3 separate regions of the Homo sapiens genome follow, and all the other regions are linked to region 3. The links are chromatin contacts, found by Hi-C or POLR2A ChIA-PET in ENCODE. All regions are on one chromosome and are shown on one strand. The core of a region is the stretch at or near the end of the contact, and the rest is flanking DNA. Distances in the headings are between cores, read along the strand shown.

Evidence for each region. Hi-C counts contacts between places; a loop is a spot of excess contacts on that map. ChIA-PET counts read pairs that join two places held with the same protein, here RNA polymerase II (POLR2A). Pooled maps may share reads with other maps.
Region 1: a loop to region 3 is called in a map of posterior cingulate gyrus, with 2.2 times the contacts of the local background. The contact joins two enhancer-like sites. A Hi-C loop is called at or near these places in 5 of 168 maps with a recorded cell type or tissue (GM12878, dorsolateral prefrontal cortex, gastrocnemius medialis and 2 more), 1 of 37 single-sample maps with no recorded cell type and 7 of 50 pooled maps. POLR2A ChIA-PET finds 5 or more read pairs at or near these places in 2 of 52 experiments (MCF 10A and SK-N-SH).
Region 2: a loop to region 3 is called in a map of PC-9, with 3 times the contacts of the local background. The contact joins two enhancer-like sites. A Hi-C loop is called at or near these places in 3 of 168 maps with a recorded cell type or tissue (PC-9, dorsolateral prefrontal cortex and posterior cingulate gyrus), 2 of 37 single-sample maps with no recorded cell type and 7 of 50 pooled maps. POLR2A ChIA-PET finds 5 or more read pairs at or near these places in 3 of 52 experiments (MCF 10A, OCI-LY7 and WTC11).

The regions. Positions count from the first base shown.
Region 1 is chr11:35,906,083-35,910,556 of GRCh38, reverse strand. No RefSeq gene overlaps it. Among named protein-coding and RNA genes, the nearest start is that of LDLRAD3, 36 kb to the left of the region's middle. Within about 2 kb of position 2,341, at least 8 of the 41 ENCODE cell types and tissues checked have a DNase peak (open chromatin) inside an H3K27ac peak, as active enhancers do.
Region 2 is chr11:35,926,404-35,930,933 of GRCh38, reverse strand. No RefSeq gene overlaps it. Among named protein-coding and RNA genes, the nearest start is that of LDLRAD3, 15 kb to the left of the region's middle. Within about 2 kb of position 3,038, at least 6 of the 41 ENCODE cell types and tissues checked have a DNase peak (open chromatin) inside an H3K27ac peak, as active enhancers do.
Region 3 is chr11:35,819,616-35,824,451 of GRCh38, reverse strand. No RefSeq gene overlaps it. Among named protein-coding and RNA genes, the nearest start is that of LDLRAD3, 120 kb to the left of the region's middle. Within about 2 kb of position 2,216, at least 24 of the 41 ENCODE cell types and tissues checked have a DNase peak (open chromatin) inside an H3K27ac peak, as active enhancers do.

The DNA.
Region 1 (4,474 bases), core at 1,092-3,591, 86 kb before region 3:
GTGGAAGAGGATGGCTCCCAACTCCTGATGGCCGACACCTCAGTCATCTCTTTCATAAAGATTAAAGGAAAAATTCAAATATCATAGCATCTTGATTTCACTGGAACTTATATAGGCAAAACTCCTAGTTTAGCAGACTTTTTTTTTCTCTCTTTATAGAAGTAGAAAGGAGCAAAATACCAGAAGGAAAAGGCTCATTTCAAGAACTTCAAAAACATGTCCTAGGGTTGAGTAGAAATTCTACCCAATCTCCCATTTCCTTTTGTTTTGCTTTTTCTGGACAATGGGAATTGGGGTCCAGAATATTTAGCCTGAGGTCCACCCTGACCCTCAACTATCAGGCAAACATTAAATTGCATTTAGAGTAAACTGTGCTTTTTAAGGCAGGAAACTCAACTCACGCTTTTCAGAGACTTTCAATGGCAAGGGTTGAAGTGAAAAGGATTTTCTGGTTAACTCTGAGATAACCTGGAATCTCCCATACCCAGGGCATTTTGACTAATTGCAGTTTTCCTGTAGTTTACACTTTTTAAGACCTTCTTGATATTGGCAAGGTTTACAGGAAGGGCTACTGACAGTATGAAAAACTCAAATCCAAATTTCCATTTCTGCATTTCATTCCTGTAATGTTGGAATGTATTAAAAACAAAAGTGTAACCTTTTTTTGTAATGTAACAATTCAACTGGGTGGTTTTTTTAAACATCTAAAAACAAAGAAGACATTCTATGGGTAGAGAAGAGTTAACTGGCCTACAGAACAGCAGTGGAAGATAAAAATGGTGGTTCTGACTGGCAACCTGTTTCACATGGACAGCTTTGCATGACTGTGTCTGTTTTGGAAAGTTTGACTTAAAACATTTGCATGATTGTTTTGCTAGGAACGAAACACATTAAGGTAAATGCTTTTGCCTGAATATCCCTAATCTCATTGTGACAGGTTTGTATCCAGCCTGGTTATAGCCAGGACTAACTCTTCTCCCACGTTCTTGCTAATTGGCAGCAGCAGACAGTGTGTGAGTTGGGATATGTGAAAGATGGAGAAAAACAAAAATAAAGCCAAACTCTAAAACTCCAATCATCTTTAATTAGTCAAGAAAAATCAACAGCTTGAGAATGTACACCTACTAAGACAGCGAGAAGGGATGGCTACAAAGTGCTTCTGTCTCTAAGGATCTTGTGCCCCTCATTTAATCTTCCCTGGCGTTTGTTTGTTCCACATGTTAAAAAATGTTATCCTCTGTTTTTACCAGAGGTAGCAGTGCTTAATTTAGAAATTTTAAAAATGCAGAAATATCCGTAATAGATCTGGTGCTACAAGGTCATTCTCCCTGTCTCTGTTTCTCTCCCTGATGGTAGAGAATATCCTATATTGTGAGAATAAAAATAGCCAGAGTCAGATGTCAGTTAATCAGAGTCTACCTAACAGGATGGTTAATCAAAGCACTTTTTTTTTTTCTGTTTAACAACGTGGAATAGTGAAAACATCATCAACTTTGATTCTCTGGAGCCTGGGCTTAAAATCTTCCATGGCTTTCTAGCTGTGTGACTTTAACAAAATCAATGTACTTCTCTGAGACTCAGCTTCCACACTAGTAAAATGGTTTTGTTATAAATACACACACACACACACACACACACACACACATATACACACATATTTTTTTTTGAGATGGAGTCACACTATGTTTCCCAGGCTGGAGTGCAGTGGCACGATCTCGGCTTACTGGAACCTCCACCTCCCGGGTTCAAGTGATTCTCCTGCCACAGCCTCCCAAGAAGCTAGGATTATAGGTTCCCACCACCACGCCCAGCTAATTTTTTATTTTTTGTAGAGACCGGGTTTCACCATGTTGGCCAGGCTGGTCTCAAACTCCTGATCTCAAGTGATCCACCCACCTCGGCCTCCCAAAGCGCTGGGATTACAGGCATGAGCCACCAGGCATGGCCTCGTTTTGTTATTACTAGTAGGTAGTGTGTGATAAGGATAAAAGTAAACAATACATGCAAAGCAAATTGTTGGAACTCAATAGATATTAGTCCCATTCCCTGCCTCTCCAAGACACAACATAACACCTCCCATTCACATAATACACAGTTATTTGTTGTTGTTACTGTTGAGTGTTTTGTTGAATACTTTTAGAAAAAAGAGTAAAAAGTATTAGAAACCAAACCAATAGTGAAGATTTAAATCAAACAAAGGCAACGTCTGTAGCAAGGTCTGGGGTGAATTTATGACAGGTATGACTCATTGTCTTCAGTTTTCTATGCACAAAGGAAATGAGAACTGGCAGTTCTTCAGGATGACCCTAGCATTCTGCAAGATCCTCAATCATCTCTGAAAAGGGACACTGTGTTCCTTTTTGGTTAGGACTGTTTGGTTGCAAGTAACATAAGCTGCCTCAAGCTGGCTTGCATATGCATTTTGAGGTGTGTGTGTACACGTGCCTGTGTGTGGTGAAGGGGTAGTTCAAAGTGCCTTATGGAGCCAAAACTTGTAGAAACTACTCACTGTATATCTTTTTCATTTTTACTTTCCCTTACACTAGTTTTTGCTTCTTGTCCCAAATGGCAGAAAAATTGCTGCCCCACAATTCTAGAGGTTATGTTATAGATCCAAGCGCATGAAGAGACTGATGCAACCAGAGTTTCCCCCAATTTGAAATTCTCAGAGAAAGAAGCTGATTGGTTTAGCTAAGTTCCGCTGTACACCTCAGCTCCAATCATCTGTGGCTAGGAAGACAGCATTGCACAAACACAGGTGAAGGAGGCTTACTCCTAAGATCCTGAGGATGGAAATAAAAGAGGAGTTTCAAAGGGTGGGGAAAGGTGAGTGTCATTAGGTATAGACACACCAAAGGTGTCATTCCAGTTTAAGTAGTAGGGGGGAAGTGAACTAATATAGAATAATTTTTAACAGCCAGAGCCAGAATCTAAAAGGGTTTTGGCTTAGCATGGTGGCTCACACTTGTAATTGCAACACTTTGGGAGGCTGAGGTGGGAGGATCACTTGAGCCCAGGAGTTTGAGACCAGCCTGGGCAACATAATGAGACCCCGTTCTACAAAAATAAAAATAAAAACAAATTAGCCAGGCATGGTGGTGCATGCCTGAAGTCCCAGCTACTCAGGAGGCTGAGGCAGGAGGATCTCTTGAAGGAGTTCAAGGTTGCAGTGAGCTATTATCACACTACTGAACCCCAGTCTGGGCAGCAGAACAACATTCTGCCTATTAAAAAATGAAAGTAAGAAGGTTTTTTTAAATATATACATACCATAGTTAAGCCAAAAAATTCAATTAGACCAAACTTATTTTACCTTTCATGTCAATTATAGCAGACACAGATGCTTGCCTACCTAACAGCCTATTCTCTTTTCTTCTAAGTTGACCGTACCACACATTTACTTGGGTGTCTGCTCCATCATCTTATCAGTCATAGATAACCCCCATCCCTGTGTTTAGATGTAAATTAGTCTAATAGGTGCATTGTGATCCTATTTGCTGTCTAGTTAGTGGCTTAGACATAAGCATGTGATACAATTCTAGCCACTAAAACTCGATAGACAGTCTGCTGATAGGCCTTTTGCAAAGATTTTTTTATTCTCAGTGATGAAAAGAAACTCATAGGAACACTCCTTCTTCTTTTAGATACTTTTAGATCTGGCTGTGATGCGCGGGACTGTGGCAGCCACCTTAGGCCCATGAGGGGACTTAGCATGAGAATGGAAGAACTGAAAGATAGAAAGAACTTGGGTCCTTGATGACATCATTTGAGTCACTGGGTTAACCCACCTTGGACTACTTTACTTCTGGGATTCTTGTTATTTGATAAAAGAAGTGTTCTTATTGTTTAAGCCAGTTGAATTCATTTTTAATTTTTAGTTACTTGAATCCCCAAACATCCTAAATGACATACCTCCAAATTAATACAAATCACAAGCCACAAATGAGACATACTTTAATGAGAGCTGACTTGATAGCATGGAGAACAATTTTGCAAATTCTTAGGAGAAGCTGTCCCTTAGGCAACAGTGATATTGGTAGCCAGGAGATCATAAATCATTTCTAATGCTCCCAGAGCCTTATCAATATACAGAATTTTGCAAGCACAGCAACATTTTTTTTTATATTTATGAAAAAAGCACCTCAAAGGAATTATCTGTTTAAAGTAGCTTTTTTGTGCTTCAAAGTCCTTGCTCCTTCAGACAGAGAGTTGGACAAGTTTAAAGTGGTTTTATTGTGCGTTCCACTCGCTCAAGTTTGATAGGCTGTGTTTTCATGACAGGTCTGTCCCAGCACTGGGTGCCTGGGATGATTTGATGTGGGCTGAGTTCGGACAGCCTAATACTTGGGAAAAAATGTGCTGAAATTGAACAAGATCGCTTTCTGCCCAGCTGTTCTCCAAAGGCTCAGACATTTTTAGCACTGAGCAAAGAAGCTTGTATTTGTTTTGACGTTCTTGGCAAGGAGAACAATGG
Region 2 (4,530 bases), core at 1,789-4,288, 110 kb before region 3:
TGTCAGATAATAAAATAATATTAGCAATGCATTATTTCTGCATAATGATTATTTTTTGTGCGTTTTCAAAGTATCTTTTTGTATTTCTCAAATGCATTGAATGAGCAAGTGTTACTTTTGTAACTAGAAAAATATACTTAAAATGATTATTTTTAAAAACAGCAATTTTTATCCCTACACAATATAAGCAGTAGGAGGACAGGTCTTTACCTGTTCTGTTCACTGATACATGCTCAGAATAGTGTCTGGCTCCTAATATGTGTTCAGTAAATATTTGTTGAATGAATGAAAGTTATAGCCTGTGGTGTGTGCAAATCTATTGTGTGTGTAGGTTATCTGTGGTTTCATAAATAACCATCCTCAAAACAGCAACCATTGTAATAGGCTCATGCATTCTGTGGGCCAGGAGTTCCAACAGGACAAAGTGGGATGTCTTGTCTAATTCCATGATATCTGGAGCCTCAGCTGGGAAAAAAATGTGTGTATTACTCTGCTTTTGCTGCCATAACTATGTTGTTATTGACTTATTGATTTACATATTTTATTTAAGACAGGGTCTCACTCTTGTCACCCAGGCTAGAGTACAGTGAGTGGCACTATCATGGCTCACTGAAGCCTTGACCTCCCGGCCTCAAGTGATCCCCAGTGATCCCCCTGCCTCAGCCTTCCGAGTAGATGGGACTACAGGTGTGTGCCACAACACCCGGCTAATTATTATTATTATATTCTGTATAGGTGGGTGTCCCACTCTGTTGCCTGGGCTGCCTTGAAATCCTGGGTTGATGTGATCCTTTCACCTCAGGCTCCCAAAGTGCTGAGATTACAGGTGTGAGCCACCATGCCTGGCCTGGCCTGGCTGCCCTAACTATGGCTGTCATAGAATGGGTGGCTTAAACAACAGAAATTTATTTTCTTACTGTTCTGGCTCCTGGGAAGTTCATGATCAAGGTGGCAGCCCATTTGGTTTCTGGCGAGGGCTCTCCTTCTGGCTTACAGGGGGCCCCCTTCTTACTCTGTCCTCATACAGTTGAGAGAGAGGAAGGAGCTCTTTGCTGTCTCTTCTCATTAAGACACTGATTTTATCAAACCGGGTCTCCCCTACACCCCGTCATGGCCTTATCTAACCCTAATCACCTCTTAAAGGTCCCATCTCCAAATACTATCATTTTGGGGATTAGGGGTCTGACATATGCATTTTGGGGGTACACAAACAGCCCATAACAACATGAATAGCTGCAGGTGACTTGAAATGTTAGAAGCAAAAATAGCCTGGAAAGGCTGGGTGCGGTGGCTCATGCATGTAATCCCAGCACTCTGGGAGGCCGAAGCAGGTGGATTATCTGAGGTCAGGAGTTCAAGACCAACCTGGCCAACATGATGAAACCCCGTCTCTGCTAAAAATACAAAAAATTAGCCAGGCATGGTGGCGCACGCCTGTAATGCCAGCTACTCGGGAGACTGAAGCAGGAGAATCACTTGAACCCAGGAGGTGGAGGTTGCAGTGAGCTGAAATCACACCACTGCACTCCAGCCTGGGCAACAAGAGTGAAACTCCATCTCAAAAGAAAAAAAATAAAGAAAAAGAAATTGCCTGGAAACTTCTTCCCTCATATGCCTGGGGTCTGGGACGGGACAACTCTGAGGCTGGACTCAGCTGGGACCATCAGCTGAAACATCAACACATGCCCTTCCATCCAGCCTGGACTTTCACATTAGATTTTGCAAGAGTCCGCAATAAACCTTTGCTATGCTAAGCCACTAATACTTTGGGTTGATTGCTGCAGTGTAGCCTACCTTATCCTGGACTAAGAATGATTTTCAAGTATACGGTTATTTAATGTAATGAGATAAACCTTGTTAGCCTAGAGGCTAGCCTAAGGAATGTCTTTCCTTTCCACCATAGGCAATCTGGAAAGCTGAGCTTCTGCTCAGCGAGACACGTGAGATACGCATGACATGGACCAGGGTGCTCGCCTTGTCATGCCACTTACAAACAGTGTGGCCTTGGATAAATTACAGAATCTTTCTGAGCCTCAGTTTTCTCACCAGTAAAATGGGAAGATGATTATAACACTTATCTCAGGATTGTGAGAATTAAGGGATAGGTATCTATTATATGGCACTGGGCACAGCATAAGCACTTATTAAATGTTAGCTGTTATATTACTTCCATTATTACTTCTATTATTATTATTATTATTTTTTGAGGTGGAGCCTCACTCTGTCGCCCAGGCTGGAGTGCAGTGGCACGATCTAAGCTCACTGCAACCTCCGCCTCCTGGGTTTGAGTGATTCTCCTGCTTCAGCCTCCTGAGTAGCTGGGACTACAGGCGCCCGCCACCATGCCCGGCTAATGGTTTTGTATTTTTTTAGTAGAGACGGGGTTTCACCGTGATAGCCAGGATGATCTCAATCTCCTGACCTCGTGATCTGCCCACCTCGGCCTCCCAAAGTGCTGGGATTACAGGCGTGAACCACCGAGTCCGGCCATATTACTTCTATTATTATACAGTCCGCAATCTCTTGAGCTGAAGGCTAGGAGGGTGTCCACTATGCACAGTTAAAAAAAAAAAAAAAAAAAAAAAGCTGAATCAGCACATCCAGAGAGAAAATTGAGTATCTTTTGTGTTTGGTTAGGGCTGAGAGAAAAAAGGAGGCTTTTGAACTCCCAAAGCCATAAACGAGAAGTGAGGAGAAAGGCCTCCCCTTTTGATATATTAAATATCTACTTATGTATACACCACCTGGTTCCATATAAGAAGAGAGAGGAAGACAGACTTCATGCCATCTCATCTTCTGGCAACAAAAACAGGTGCTAAAACAAGGACGGGATGTAAAATAGAAGCAGAAAGTGGCTCCCAAAAAAATCTTACCATGGGAACCTCACTGCAGACTCTGGCTGTGCGCTAAGCTCTCTAGCCGACTGTGCAATAAGTGCAGCCGTGGTGGTTACACAACCTCGCAAGGTTGCACAATCCAGTTTAGGTTCTTCATCACCCAGTCACGCCATTGCCAAAGCATGCTCCCAAGGGAGGGGCTGGGAGGCAAGCCGCTGGCAAAGGTGACTTGAGTAAGGTGCTGGGTGTCATGCCTAGCACTGTGCCACAGGGGCTGAGTCACCCCAGAAATTTAAGGTGTGGCCGCCAGGCCCCTGCCAAGGAGGGCCGGGGGACCCGGAAAAGAGAAGAATCCCATTTTTGCCTTTATCACCATCACTCCAATTCAGAGGAGGGTACGTCTGAAAAAAATTCTCTCTAGCTTGCACTTTTTAGGCCGTTTAATTTTTTATTGTTGAGTATGAACAGTGAAACAGAGCAGTTTCCTGTTTCTTGGCCCCAACCCCCCAACCACCGCTGAGAAATTTGAGTTTAAAACTGCCGGAGAGGAACATTTAAATTCTATAAATTAGCTTCACTAAAGATGCTTAAGCATTTATGAAAACATTCCCATTTTACTCTCGGCGTTATAAAATCTTAAAGAAAAAAAAAAATCCCAAATTGCCACGTGAAGCTAAGCTGGCAGAGAGAGCGATCTGCTCAGTGCAAATATGCCAACAGCTTTACAAATGAGGAATATAGAATCAGGATTAAGAGCCCGCAGATCATTTATCAGTGACAAAACAAAGACTCCTAGCCTCTGGACTCAGAGTCCGCGGAGAATCTAATCGGCTACATCGCATGCCCCAGAAGCAGTGTTCAGTGTTAACTCATTTATACCCACATTAATGCTGGCAGCAGGGAACTCCGTTGTGCCTGCCTTGGTGCCCAGAAGAGCTATTTTGGTGTAAAACAGAGCTCGGCTTCAGGGAAAACCTGGGTTTAAATCCTGGTTTAGCTACTAACCAGCTGGTGACGCTGGACAACGAACTTTATCATTAGAAGACTCAGTTTCCTCCTCTGAACACTGGAGAGAATAATAACATGCAGGCATTCAAGAAGGGATAATTTCCCTGATAACCTTCACTTCTAGACAAACACAATAAACATAACCAAACGACGGAGTGGTTCCATCAAATGTACTTTTTTTTTTTTTTGAGATGGAGTCTCACTCCGTCAGTCAGGCTGGAGTCTTGCTCCGTCGCCCAGGCTGGAGTGCAGTGGCGCGATCTCTGCTCACTGCAACCTCTGCCTCCTGGGTTCAAGGGATTCTCCTGCCTCAGCTTCTCGAGTAGCTGGGTCTACAGGCACCTGCCACCACACCTGGTTAATTTTTTGTATTTTTAGTAGAGATGGGGTTTCACTGTGTTAGCCAGGATGGTCTCGATCTCCTGACCTCCTGATCCACCCACCTCGGCCTCCCAAAGTGCTGGGATTACAGGCGTGAGCCACCGTGCCTGGCCCAAATGTACATTTAAATAAACATGTTCGGACACACACCCCCATTCCCACCACGAAAAGGAGAGTGTGCCGAAGAAAGAAAATAAGACTCCAGTTCTTTTTTTTAACTCCTATTATCTACTTTTCTTATTCTTCTGATGACACCTGGGCCTTCTATGGCGCTGGGGTACAAAAAGGTCACAGCCAAAAGCAA
Region 3 (4,836 bases), core at 967-3,466:
CTTCAGTTTGGTTATTTACTCTGTACCTCCCTCGGCCTCAGTTTCTTCATCTGCAAAAGGGCCTTAACAAGGCTTCCCTTGTGGGGGTGCTGTGAGGACCGCAGGGTCTTAGAGCTTTGGGCACAAGTCATAGTGAGTCTCTCTCAAGCTGCCTTACCTTCTGCTCCGAAGCCCCAGGTTAGCTTCCTCCTCAAATCACAGGAACAAATGTAGGCACCATCTGGGTAAAGGAGAAAGGTGGTACCTTCTGGCAGGCTTTTGTGGGCATGAGGAAACTTCCCAGAAGCCCCCGCAAGTCACATGCTCATTTCTGAACCACTCATGACCAAGAGGGCGGGACTTCCCTTACACCAATCAGGTCGGCCCCTGGAGCTGGGAGACTGAGCCTGTTTCTGGAGGCCCCTGGGAGCGGGAACCCCTGCACCCAATCCTGCAAGAAGAGGGAGTAGACACCCACTCGTTAGGCAGCCTGAAGTGCCTGTTCTAGAGGCAGTTTGCAAAATGCCGGCACATAGTAGGTTATCAGTTCGTGGGAACTCACCCTGTGGGGATTGGGCAGATTGCCACGCCAGGTCTGTAGTGCCGGTGGCTACAGACAGGCAAGCTCAAGGTGCCTTTCCTTAATGTTATCTAAGGTCATTAAACCTCTAAATAAAAGGGAAGGCAGAAAATGGAGATTCTGAGACAATCCAAGCAGCTCAGAGTGATTGGTATCAAAATTATAATGTCTATAAAGTCATTTTAAATCCATATTGCATTTGACTTTTTAAAAAACCTGTAACGCTTCTCCCTATTCTCTAAGGTATAACAACAGAGCCCTTTTTATTTAGTTCTCACAACCACGTTAGACTCTTTTGGGGGAAATTATAGAGTCTGTCCTGTTACCTCTTCTGTGCTATCTGGAGGGTCTTTGCACCTGGTGCCACAGTGATTGTGACCCTGGTAGGGGTCAGTCTAGCTGGGTAGAAATCAGCCCCCGCACTTTATAGTTGTTGCACTTGGGCAAGCTGGCCTCTCTGTGCCTCTTCTTTCATCTAGAAAAATAATAGTACCTAGCACTTCAGGTTGTTATGTGATTAAAACAGTTTCATTTTCTCTGACAGAGTGGCCTGTTTAAGATAAGGAGAATTTTTGAATCTGGGTAGATTGGATTCTTGCCACTTCCTGCTATCTCATCAAAGAGCCAAACATAGAACAGGGAGGGCTATGTGAAGGAATGTGCACTTCATCAAAAGCATGCATTCCGTTAATTTAAAGAAATTATAGTATGATTATTCTATCATAGCAACAAGATATAAATAGATATTAATAAGTAAAATCAGGTTAGTTGCTGAAAAAATACCATTCATAATAAGGTTGCATTATATAAATGTTTGTATATGTAAATGTCCTGTAATGCCCATGGACTTTAATTGCTGCATTTGGCATGGAAAATTGCCAGCTCTGCTACTACTAGTGGTGTGATCTCAGGCAACATTCTTTACCTCTCTGAGCCTCAATTTCATTGGCCATAAAATGAGACTAATTTTTTTCTTGTATTAAAGGACCACATGAGATAATGTATGTAAAAAGACTGAAAACTGGAAAGTACAATAGTTTTTTAGGTATTTAATCATTGTTGTAATTAATAGCCACAGTGAAAATATATTCAAGGACAATGTAAAGATTTGAGCTTACAGTTTCAAATACCAACCTTAAGAATGATCCAGAAATACTAAACTCATGTGTTTTTTTGTTTGTTTTTAAAACTATGACATCTATAAGTTGGAGACATTTGCTTTTTGAGACATTGTCTTTTTTATTATATAATCTTTAGTCCTCATGGCATCCTCTTTAGAGACCAAACAGCAATTAGTGAACTGTTTCAGACAGAAATCTGGATGGTCCAAGATCCTGGATTAAGATAGCTCTCTTTATGAATGCATTTTCAGAGTAAACAGGAAAAGTGTATTAAACCAAGCACTTCATTGTGGATAAGGAAAATCGATATCCTGTGGGTTGGACTGTTTTTAGTCTTACTACAAAAATGGATGCACTATTTATACCTGTTTTCTCCAGTCATGGCTATTAGCTCTTCACTTCAAGTTCACTCACTCAGCCACTACGGTGGAGAGCCAGTCATTGTAGGTTAAAAGCAACTAATGTTAGACCCCTGCTGGCCTGGTCTGGCACTGCACGGGGAAACACAATCTCCGATTCTTATTAGTGGGGAAATTGGTTTACAAAAGCAGAGCTGAGACGCCAAGGATTTGGTTTTGCCTCCCTTGATATCTAGGTGCCAATATGGGAGCAAGAAGAAAAGTGGGATTTGCCTTACAATGGAGAAGTTCTTGAGGAGGAACTGGGGATTATAATCTCCCTTCAGGGCGGTTGGGACTTGGATCAGCCTGCCCCACAAGCTCCCTCTTCATTGCTAACAGCTTGGAGGCTGGCACTGAGCTTTTCCATGTGTTCACACTCATTGTTGGTTGCACTCTCCAACCTCTAGGGGGCGCAGAGGCGTTCGCCTCAGCTTTTTTTTTTTTTTTTTTTGAGACAGAGTCTCACTCTGTCCCCAAGGCTGGAGGGGGCAGTGGCGCGATCTCAGCTCACTGCAACCTCCGCCTCCCGGGTTCACGCGATTCTCATGCCTCCACCTACCGAGTAGCTGGGATTACAGGCATAAACCACCATGCCCAGCTAATTTTTGTATTTTTAGTACAGACGGGGTTTCACCATGTTGGCCAGGCTGGTCTCCAACCCCTGGCCTCAAGTGATTCACCCACCTCAGCCTCCCAAAGTGTTGGAATTAGAGGCGTGAGCCACCACGCCTGGCCTTCAGCTTTTTCATTTTGTTGCTCCAAGACAAGGAGCCGGGACTAGGAAGGGTCAAGGGCACGATGGAGCGCTCAATGATACACGTGATGCGGCTGCTACAATAGGAGTCGTCGACTGTGGGTAAAAAAGCAACCAGAATTACAATGCTTTTCCTTCTTGTGGTCTGTACTTTCTCCTCTTCTCTCGTGAAACTGGAATGAATGGGGCCCAGAGAAAACGAAGCACAGAACAAGAGAAGGATAGCAAGAAGGGCCCAAACAAAACAAGAGCCTCAAATGGGCAAAGCTTTTGTTTTGGGGAAAGGGATCTCGGTTAATGCTCCTGTTTGGTAGAAATCAGACATAACAGGAATGAGGTTAGGGAGTGGTAAAGTGGTAAGGGGCTTGGCTCCACTTCCAACTCAGTGTTTTTGGTTAACATGAATAGGTAAACCCTAAAGGATTGGGATTGGGGAATCATGAGAGATGGGAAAAATCCCACTTTTCTTTGCTTGAACATGGCCTAGCAGATGACCTTTTCTTCTCACAGTAGAGAGCTCTAAGGAAGGTTATCAAAGTCCAAAAGTTAGGGTTTTAACTCATTTGACCTACTCTACTGGCCCTATGACTTGAAGGTCACAGTCGTGAGATGGGATTATACTGAGAACCAGGGTATCGTTCAACAATGTTCCTTGATCTCTTCCTCATTAGGGCTTGTGCCTCTTCAGAGTTTGGCTGGAGTGACACAAATCCACTCTTCCCAGTTAAAGATAAGTCATCCTGATTAGCTTCCCAGAGAATGTTCTGTGATTGCAGGAAGGAAAGTTGTGATTGCCAATCTGAACTTGGAGGCCTCAGTGATTTTCGGAAGCACTGTTTGCTGGGCTGAGTCAGCAGAGACAAACCTAACCTTGATTTTCTGGAGAGTGTTCTTCTACAAGGACAGATCCTCAGACACTTAGCCCGTCCCCTATTAATGAATACTGACGTCATTACCACATTTTTTGCCCTTAAAAGCAATGCTACATGATCATTCTTATGCAAAAAGCTTTGTACCTATGTCATATTTCTTTCAGGAAGATTTCTAAAAATGGGGTTGGATACCACCAAATTTCCTATCCAATAACCTGTTTTATTACTACACCAATCAAGTTATGATAATGATGCTAATATTGATAACTATTTCATTTCTTGATAACTTACTATTTGCCAGGTACGGTTTTAAGCACTTTTCACCCATTATCTTATTTGATCCTCTTATCAACCCAGTGTGGCAAGTTCTATTTTGGAGATGAGGAAATGGAGGCAAAGGGCATATAAGTTACTGGTTTAAAATGACTTAGTAAATGCCAGACCCAGGCATTCTGATCTAGAATGCCTCCCATTATTCACTCAAAGACAACTTACCTCTATTTCAAGAATAGAGAGCTTGGGCAAAAGGCAGCCACTGGGCTTAGTGAAGTTGGCCACTTCACCTGGGAAAGGAAGACAACTGGAAACATTTAATTGGAAAAGTTTTTATTGGAAATCTTGAGCCTTCATTAATAAATCTTTGATGTTGATATAAAAATCCAAGTTCAAGGTCACAAAAGGATTTCACTTCAGCTGTACCTATGCAACCTCCTTTTAAAATGCATAATTCAATCAACACAGTTCTACTTAACCTCTGCCAAACAACTGGCTGAACTGATTTTTTTTCCAGTTAAATTAACTGGTTGTCTTGGTGGTTTTGTCATGTTAGGCTGAGTATTGTGAAGTGAGATGGTGGGTTGATCCAATTCAAGGCCATACTTTGGTTGTGCATTTCTAAAAACAAAGTCACTTGATAGGTGTGAAACATCACAATGAAAACTGGGAGCCAATCAGGCAATAGCTTTTTCCAGGCATGTTTGTTGTCCATGAGCTCTTCTAGATGAAGCTCCTTTATTTCTGGGAGAGGAGTAGGAGGAAGCTGAGGAAAGGGATGAGGAAGAGACAGGAAAGAGAGCTGCCCCAGTAAGTGGGGATATTTATTCTTTATCATTGCTAAATGCTCTTGTTA